Linked DNA regions of Homo sapiens: all the other regions are linked to region 2. A link is a contact called in ENCODE Hi-C or POLR2A ChIA-PET data. All regions are on one chromosome and are shown on one strand. The core of a region is the stretch at or near the end of the contact, and the rest is flanking DNA. Distances in the headings are between cores, read along the strand shown.

What was found. Hi-C counts contacts between places; a loop is a spot of excess contacts on that map. ChIA-PET counts read pairs that join two places held with the same protein, here RNA polymerase II (POLR2A). Pooled maps may share reads with other maps.
Region 1: a loop to region 2 is called in a map of PC-9, with 7 times the contacts of the local background. The contact joins the promoter of DSP here to the enhancer-like site in region 2. A Hi-C loop is called at or near these places in 8 of 168 maps with a recorded cell type or tissue (Caco-2, Calu3, HCT116 and 4 more) and 4 of 50 pooled maps. POLR2A ChIA-PET finds 5 or more read pairs at or near these places in 11 of 52 experiments (A549, BJ, H1 and 7 more).
Region 3: POLR2A ChIA-PET joins it to region 2 with 24 read pairs in MCF 10A. The contact joins two enhancer-like sites. A Hi-C loop is called at or near these places in 1 of 168 maps with a recorded cell type or tissue (mammary epithelial cell) and 1 of 37 single-sample maps with no recorded cell type. POLR2A ChIA-PET finds 5 or more read pairs at or near these places in 7 of 52 experiments (A549, H1, HEK293 and 4 more).

Annotation. Positions count from the first base shown.
Region 1 is chr6:7,540,221-7,542,920 of GRCh38, reverse strand. DSP (desmoplakin) reads right to left here and starts at 1,250. Exons shown (of 24, transcript NM_004415.4): 1 at 836-1,250. The coding sequence starts at 1,005. It overlaps DSP-AS1 (DSP antisense RNA 1), which reads left to right. Exons shown (of 2, transcript NR_183331.1): 2 at 1,868-2,470.
Region 2 is chr6:7,504,106-7,506,805 of GRCh38, reverse strand. It overlaps the pseudogene RPS26P29. Among named protein-coding and RNA genes, the nearest start is that of DSP, 36 kb to the left of the region's middle. RefSeq lists an enhancer at 577-1,776. Within about 2 kb of position 1,450, at least 12 of the 41 ENCODE cell types and tissues checked have a DNase peak (open chromatin) inside an H3K27ac peak, as active enhancers do; they include HCT116, PC-3, PC-9 and 1 more, where a contact is called at or near this core.
Region 3 is chr6:7,467,338-7,470,037 of GRCh38, reverse strand. No RefSeq gene overlaps it. Among named protein-coding and RNA genes, the nearest start is that of DSP, 73 kb to the left of the region's middle. Within about 2 kb of position 1,382, at least 8 of the 41 ENCODE cell types and tissues checked have a DNase peak (open chromatin) inside an H3K27ac peak, as active enhancers do.

The sequences.
Region 1 (2,700 bases), core at 1-2,500, 36 kb before region 2:
TGGATCAAAGCAGACATGCGGCCGGCGCTCTGCGATCCAAGGCACACTGGGGTCTTTCATCCGGTGTTTTTAAAAAGGAGGAAACAAAAGGCTCAGAGGCAGGGCCCCAGGTGCGCTCGCCCGCGGGGGCTGCGGCGCGGACGACCGAAGGTAACAGGCACGTCCCGGCCGAACTTCGAGACCCGGGCCCGGCAGCCGCCCCGGCGGGGAAGTTTCGTTTCCCGGACAGGGGAAGCCGAAGCGCCTCCTCGGGACAGGACCCCGCGCCGCCGGGACGCGCAGCCTTGATACAAACGTCCTTGGGTGGCCGAGGAGTCCAGGAGTCGTTGCAGTCGTGGTCTCGGGGTTACTGGGGATTGGGGGTGAGCCGGTAGAGACTGCGGAGCCCCGAGCACCACTCGGCCACCAGACAGGACCGGGGCCCCGCTCCTTTCCTCTTTTACTTTGATTACGGTTGGAGAGGTTGGGTTTTGTGGTCGCAGCCCCACCTCGCCTGACCTCCCATTCGCGGGCTGGGACAAAGGCGGCTGCAGCCGTGTCCAGCAGGCAGGGGACAGCCCCGCGCGGGCCCGACGCCCCCTCTGACCACCCGCCCGGGCTCGCGGGAGGGGAGAAAGGTACGACCGAGTCCCTGTTCGCAGGACAGGGGCCAACCTGTCCCCGCACGCGTCAGGACACCCGGTCCTGCTCCCAGCGCGGCCGGGAAGTTCTTTCGGGACCTGGGGCAAAAAAACCTTTCCACCTTCGGGACCCGAGTCTCCCAGTCGTCCAGAGGAGGACGGTCCCTCCCTGTCCCGCGAGCCCCGCAGCCCGCGCTCTCCGGGCAGGTACCCACCAGTAGCCGTCCGAGTTCTGGTCGGTGATCACGCCGCGCCGAGAATAGTACATCCTGCTGGTGCCCCCGCCGCCGCTGGTCACCTCGTAGCGCAGGTCCGGGCCAGACTCGGCGCGGATCATGCGGCCCAGAGTGTTGATCCGCGGGTGGGAGCCTCCGTTGCAGCTCATGTCGGCGGGCAATCGGGAGAGCGGCTCAGCGCCGAGGCATAAGCGAGGCGGGCCGGCGCGGAGAAAGCGGAGGGGGCCAAGGATAGGCGGACGGCCGGGGAACCGGGCGGGAGTGCGGAAGGCTCGCGAGGTCGCTGCTCGCTACCTGGGCCCTCCCGAGGCCGCTGCGAGCGCGGAGACGGCGACGGGCCGGGGGCAGGAGCGGGAGGAAAGCTGTGGCTCGGAGGGCGGCAAGGGCGCAGAGGAGCTGCGTCGGAGCTGGGTGTTGGTGTTGGTCGGCGGCGGAGCGAGTCTCCTCCCCGCTGGCACTGGGCGCCTAGGCCACACCTGGCCGGTTTCTTCCCAGGGTGGGGTGCGGCCGCCGCGCCTTCCCCGCCCCCCCGCGGGTGTCACCGACGCGCTCCGGCCGCCCCTCCCCACCTGCGCCCGCCGCCCGCGACTCCGCCCTGCGCCACCGAGGCCTGAGTAACACCGGGCGGGGCGGGGGCGGGGTCCCCGAGACCCAAGCGCCCTGGGCGAAGCCACCGCGGGGAGGACCTGCGCTCGCGGGGGCTGCTGCGCTCTGCGCTGGGGCCTCTCGGGCTGGGAATGCGTGGCCCGGCTTTTGAGGATTTCCTCGGTCCCCGGGCGGAAATAGCTGGAATGGAGGGGCCTCTCGATTGGAGACTTACTGGTCAAATATTTACTTTTGTTGATCACTGGAAACGCTACCTACCACGCATTGACTAGGACCACAGTGAGGAGGGAACGCTTTAGATGATAGAGTTTTGTTTGGGGGCTTTTTTTTGTTTTGTTTTATTCCAGGAATTCAGGAAATTGCCCCAGAAGTCCGATTTCTGATGTGTAAAACCTTTTTTTACAGAAAACCACGACTTCCTGGAAAAGTCTTCACCGTAAATATTAATCTCTTTGGCATGAAGAGGAAAACACTGCAGCTAATTTTTCATGGGATAACAAAAATATAAACTGCAATTTCTTTTATTTTTTCCCTTTCGATGGTCTTTTTAAACGAGGAGTAAAGATTTCAACGCCAGGTCCATTTTCCAAATTTTGTACCAGAACCTTGAGGATGCTTGTCTCTCGCGCGCTTCTCCGCAGACCGAACCCTCTCCGGAACTCAGAGCTGTTCACCCAAGTCAGCGGAGGAGGCCTCCTGGGACTTGAGCCTGAGGGTGGCGAAGAACCCTAGGCAGAGATCATCAACTTGGTACCGATGAGTGACGCGGAGCTTGAACATTCCAGCGACTTGCTCCAGGGCCACTCCCAGTTAAGAGGCTGAGTGTTAACTGCAAGAGGCTGAGTGTTAACTACGCCGTTGGCTCCAGGAACCGAACCGGGTTTGGATACAGACCCAGTCACACCATCCATGAAAAGCTGTTTCTATAATATGAAAAATTGTTAAATGACGCTTTAGTAAAAGCCATTTAAAGATCTTTTCTAATAAATTTTTCATCTTTCCAAACAATGCCGCTAATTACCTTCTGATACAGTGCGTTTCCAAAATGTTTATGAACTGAAAACAAAAATAAAAAACTACATTTTTATGTTGTAAAGGGAGTGGGGGGGACTTTCTAAAATTTGTCGTATTATAGCACTTCTCATGACAACTTGACCCTTTAGGCATAATTTTTGACAAAATGTCTTGTTCTTTTTCTTTTTACAGCTGAACGTCTTAAATTCAAGGAGTAAACACAT
Region 2 (2,700 bases), core at 201-2,700:
TAACCCCAGTGGTGAGATTGCTGGATCATATGGTAATCGTCTGTGTAGTTTTTTTGAGGGACTCCCATACTGTTTTCCACACCGGCTACACCATTTCACATTCCACCAACAATGCACAAGGGTTCTAATTTCTCCACACCCTCACCCACCATTATTATTTTGTTTGTTTCTGTTTTCTTTTTTTTTTTTAAGTACAATTTCCATTTAATTTTTTTCCAGAGAATAGTTCGTCTTCAGTCTTTAAGGACTCAGCTCTTTACATGGACTTTGCTGGCAGTTGTGGGGCAGCACCCGCAGGTCTAAACGGGGTGGGGGTGTTCGGTCCTTGCGGGCTTCATGAGATCGATTCCTGACTACTTTGCTGTGAATTGCACAACTCACACAGTAACGTAGCTTTACATACAGCTCGGGAAGCACATAGACATCGAAGACGCTCGCTTCAGAAATGTCCCTGACTGCTGCGGTCTCCACTATGTTTCGAGAGACGAATTTCTTAATGGGTTTGTCCTTGGGCACACATAGGGCACAGTTTGTGCAGCGAATAGGCTATACGTGGCCGCGGCTCTTTTTGGCACAATTATTGTTCCTTCTTTTCTTCATCATCTTGAAGACACGGACCAGAGAGAGGAGTTGTTTCTGTTTTCAATAGTTGCCAACCTTATGGCTGTAAAGTGTGTCCCTAAGACTTTGAAATTAGTTATATGCCAAGTCTTTCCCTTCTAGACCTTTTCTTCTTAATTCAATAGCAACACACACACTCAATGGAAAGATCTTGATCATAATATGGCAGCTCATGAGGATTCATGCTCATTACACTCTTCACTGTCCTTGCTGGTCAGTTCTTTGGTAAGCTGGTAAGGTGGTTGGTTGGGAAGGCAGGAATGGATAATATAAAACTACCTTCTCTCTCTAGTCCCGAGCCCTGGGGATGTGAAAGCACACTTCTTCCTCTTTTCTCCCTCTTCTATACTTTTAGGGGGTCTCTCTAAGCATTTAGGAAACATGTTGAAAAGAAACACGTCACATTACAGAAAAGATCAGCCTATTCTGATTCCATTAATTTTAATGGGAATGATCTTTCAGGAAACCTGTTCTGACTTGATCAAGGGCGCTTGGTCTAGGCAGATTCTCCACCTGGCATTCAGAACTTGACAAAAGGTGTGGCTGCTGAAGCAGAGAGGAATGACTCACACCTGCCCACGACTCAGCAGGGGCCCTACCCAAGGCGGGTCCCTTTCTCCTCCTTCTCCCTGTTTTTCCTCTGTCTGCTTCAAGCTCTCAGGCCTTCTCTGCTTCCAGGCACCCTGGGAAACAGTGGCTGAAATAACACAGGAATGAATCATCCCCACCTGACCAAAAGAAGGGAAGGCAGGAGCAGCTCTTGATTGAGTGAGTTTCAAGGCCCGAGTTCCCCAACTCACAGCCACGACAGCGTCAGAGCAGCTTCTGCTTCCACGGCATCTGGCTCCGAATCTGGACCAAAGCCAGCTTTCATTAGGATGCCAGTGCACGGAGGCAGCAAGCGAATGCTGTTAATTAGGTTTGGGGTGTATCCTGGCAATTTAAAGAATCACCCAGTGTTGCAATCATAGAACTGTGGCATTTTAGGGCTGAAACGGATTTCACATATACAATGTCATAGAACTTCAGAATTTAAATAACTGGCTCACCAGAGCCAATGGCTTCATTTTCAGGATATTTTCAAGCCGGTTTACTTCAAATTGGTAGTTTGAAATGGGCCTTTAGTGGGATTATTTACACCACAGAAACTGACAAACACTACAAATCAGGCTTATCTCCCCTCCCACTTCACTAAGAGCTGATTGTTAAAAAATGTACTAGCCCATCATTGACCTTGTCCAAATCCTTCATTTATAGATGAGAAAACCTCAGCCTAGAGACAGGAAATGACTTACCCAGGGTCATGCTATTAATTAGCAGCAGAATTTAGAATCCAAATCTTTTGCGTTCTTTTTTTTTTTTTTTGATACAGAGTCTCACTCTGTTACCCAGGCTGGAGTGCAGTGGTGCAATCTCAGCTCACTGCAACCACTGCCTCCTGGGTTCAAGCGACTCTCCTGCCTCAACTTCCCATGTAGCTGGGATTACAGGCACCCGCCACCACACCCAGCTAATTTTTGTATTTTTAGTAAAGACAAGGTTTCACCATGTTGGCCAGGCTGGTCTTGAACTCCTGACCTCAAGTGATCCACCTGCCTCAGCCTCCCAAAGTCCTAGACATGAACCACTGCGCCTGGCCTTTTGCATTCTATTTCAATGAGTGGATGCTGAAAGCATAGTCTGGTCACACCAGCCTAGAATCCTGTCAAAAAACAGAAGCAGGAGGATGTTATTGCACTATTAATAGGGAGTGAGGGACAAATAATTCCTCTGAAAATAGGTTCTCAGGGGAAAGAGACTGACTGCTATTAAACCCCTCCTGAAATTCCCTCTCATAGTTTAAGCTGAATATGGGGCAATGTTCTTACTATACTTAGGTGGAATGCAACAGGGAGATGCAGACACAATCGTGTATTTGTAATATCCTCAACAATTAGAGGCTTCTTTGCCCTTGAGGGGAAAAGTGGCATGCCCTGTAGGCTGGGGTCAACAGCGTGACCACAAGTAAGAAGAAACAAACTAGACTGGAAATACGTCATTTAGAATGGGTTATTGGACTCGCTCTATTGTCTTTGTGAT
Region 3 (2,700 bases), core at 133-2,632, 37 kb after region 2:
GATCTGAGGGGTCAAACAGAAATGAAGGCAAACTCAAATCTAGAGTTCTGTGAGAGTGGCATTTGGGTCAGGGTGGATGGAGAAATAGACCACAAGGCAGGGATGGGAAACTCGGGCTGGCAGGGCTATTGGGACAAGCTCCAAACCAAGCTTACATGGCCTTATGCCAGATGGATATGGATTACAAATGGGAAAACTGCTTTTGGTTTATTTGCTATATAGTTTTTGGAGAAAAAAGTGATTCGACTAAGAATACTAAAGGGAAATAAACTACGAGTGTTAACAGTGATTACCTCTTGGTGGAGGGATTAGGAGTGATTTGATTTTCTTCATAACTTTTCATATTTTAAATATTTGTGATGTAGAATACTAATTCTATAATCTTAGAAAAGATGCTATTTTTAGAATGCAAAAAAAAAAAAAAAAAAATCAAAAAGAGGCAGGATACCAGGAGTGGTGGCTCATGCCTGTAATCCCAGCACTTTGGGAGGAGAAGGCAGGAGGATTACTTGAGCCCAGGAGTTACAGACCAGCCTGGGCAACACAGCAAGACCTTGTCTCTACAAAATATTTAAAAAATTAGCTTGGCGCGGTGGCTCACGCCTGTAACCCTAGCACTTTGGGAGGCCGAGGCGGGCTGATTACCTGAGGTCAGGAGTTCGAGACCAGCCTGGCCAACATGGTGAAACCCCGTCTCTACTTAAAATACAATTAGCCAGGTGTGGTAGTACCCACCTGTAATCCCAGCTACTCGGGAGGCTGAGGCAGGGGAATCGCTTGAACCCGGGAGGCAGAGGTTGCAGTGAGCCGAGATCGCACCACTGCACTCCAGCCTGGGGGACAAGAGTGAGATTTCGTCTCAAAAAAAAAAAAAAAAAAAGAAAAAAGAAAAAATTAGCTGGGCATGGTGGCATGCACCTGTGGTCCCAGCTACTCTGGAGGCTGAGGTGGGAAGATCACTTGAGCACAGGAGTTTGAGGTTATAGTGAGCCTGTGATAGGTTTTGCTCTGGGAGCTGCACATTTGCAACCACTTCCTCAAGGAGATTCTGTAATAGTCCCATTCACAGACATTTTATTTTGTGCTTGTTTCTAAAAATTACTTTGAGTCATAGTCATTTACTCACCTCCATCGCTACGTGTTGACACGTGTGACAGCCAATCTGCTGTTTAATAATGTCTTTCTGCAATTAACCCTCCCACAGTGCAGCTGGGGGACGTGGATACGCGGTCCCCTCTCACAGCAGAACAGGGACGTGGGAAACTCATGCTCTTTTCAGCCATGGGTGGGAGTGCCCGGGCTCTGACTCATCCATGCACCAAACCGCTTTATCTCCTCCTTCCTCGCCCTACGCCCTCCCCATCTCGTCCTCTGTAGAAGCCAGGAGCTGAGATAAAAGTGGGCACACTGCTCCCCAGCTGCGAGGAGGCTGCGGAATTAGGAGCCAGCCTGGAACTCATAGCGCGACCCTGATAAGCTTCACGCATGCGCCATGACGTTCATCCCAGGCTTTCGGAGCCCTTGAGAAGCACTAATGTAGGAATCCTGCAGGCCCTAGGAAGTGATCTGGGCTTGTCAAAGTGGAGAAAACTGTGGCGCAATGGGGCCCAAGGTCATGATGAGTATCTTGCAAGGGGATGCTCCTGCAAGAACTCAGGACTTCTGTGTTATTTTTTAACTCTTCCATCCTCATCCTTCTTCCTGTTACTTTCTGGAATTCAGCTCATGTTTTCAGTAAGTAGGGGAAACATAACAATTCAGTACAAAATATGATCCACAAATAGACACCCACTACTTCCAGCAGCTTTTAGCAAAGCTTTTCCTCCCTAACTCTCCCAGGAGTATCTGATCTCTCAGGTTTTATTTCTTACAGTGCCAGCACCCTTTTGGAAGGCCATTGACTCACGTTGTAAGACTCTGTTTCCCAGACTTCAATGTGCATAAAAGTCACCTGGGATCTTATTAAGCTGCAGCACTTCATCCAATAGGTCTGGGTGGGGCCTGAGGTTCCGGATGTTGAAGAATCTCTCTGAGACTGCTGCTAGTCCACGGACCATACTTTGAGTGGCAAGGAGCTGGACCTAGGAAACCACCTGTAGACCATACTCCTCTTAATAAACGACATCTGGAACCTCACAGTTCCTTCCCTCACTTTCAGCTTTCTGGGAGATTATTCTGCACCTTAAATTATTCCAAGTTTAATCCTTCTGACTCTTTTGAGTCTTGCAAACCACGCTAATGTTAGCATATCACAGCACTGTGTAGAGGTAAGAAAATCATGTTTGTTTAAAAGCCTGTACTAGCTTGGGAGACAGTATTATCTCTGATTGCACTCCACACAATTAATAGACATGCTCCTTGAAGAGTAGTACCAGGTATAATTGTTTGCTAAGCAACATTCCAATGCAATAGACTGAAAAAAGAACAAAATTAATAGGAGGTCATTTGGGAGCAAAAAGAAAAATTACCTTTCAAAACAACCATCCAATGTGTCTCAAGTACATAGTCCAGGCATCTAAGAGGCTTTACACTATTGTTAGTGTCCAACATGACCTTTCGCCTCCACCGTTTTATTTATGGGCCCCGCAGTCGTCATGGCAACACTGATAACCAGCTTCTCAATGCCCAAGGAATGCCAGAGTCATCAAAGCACTCTCATTTTTTTAAGTCTTCCAGCCTGTCACCCGATAAACTAAAAGG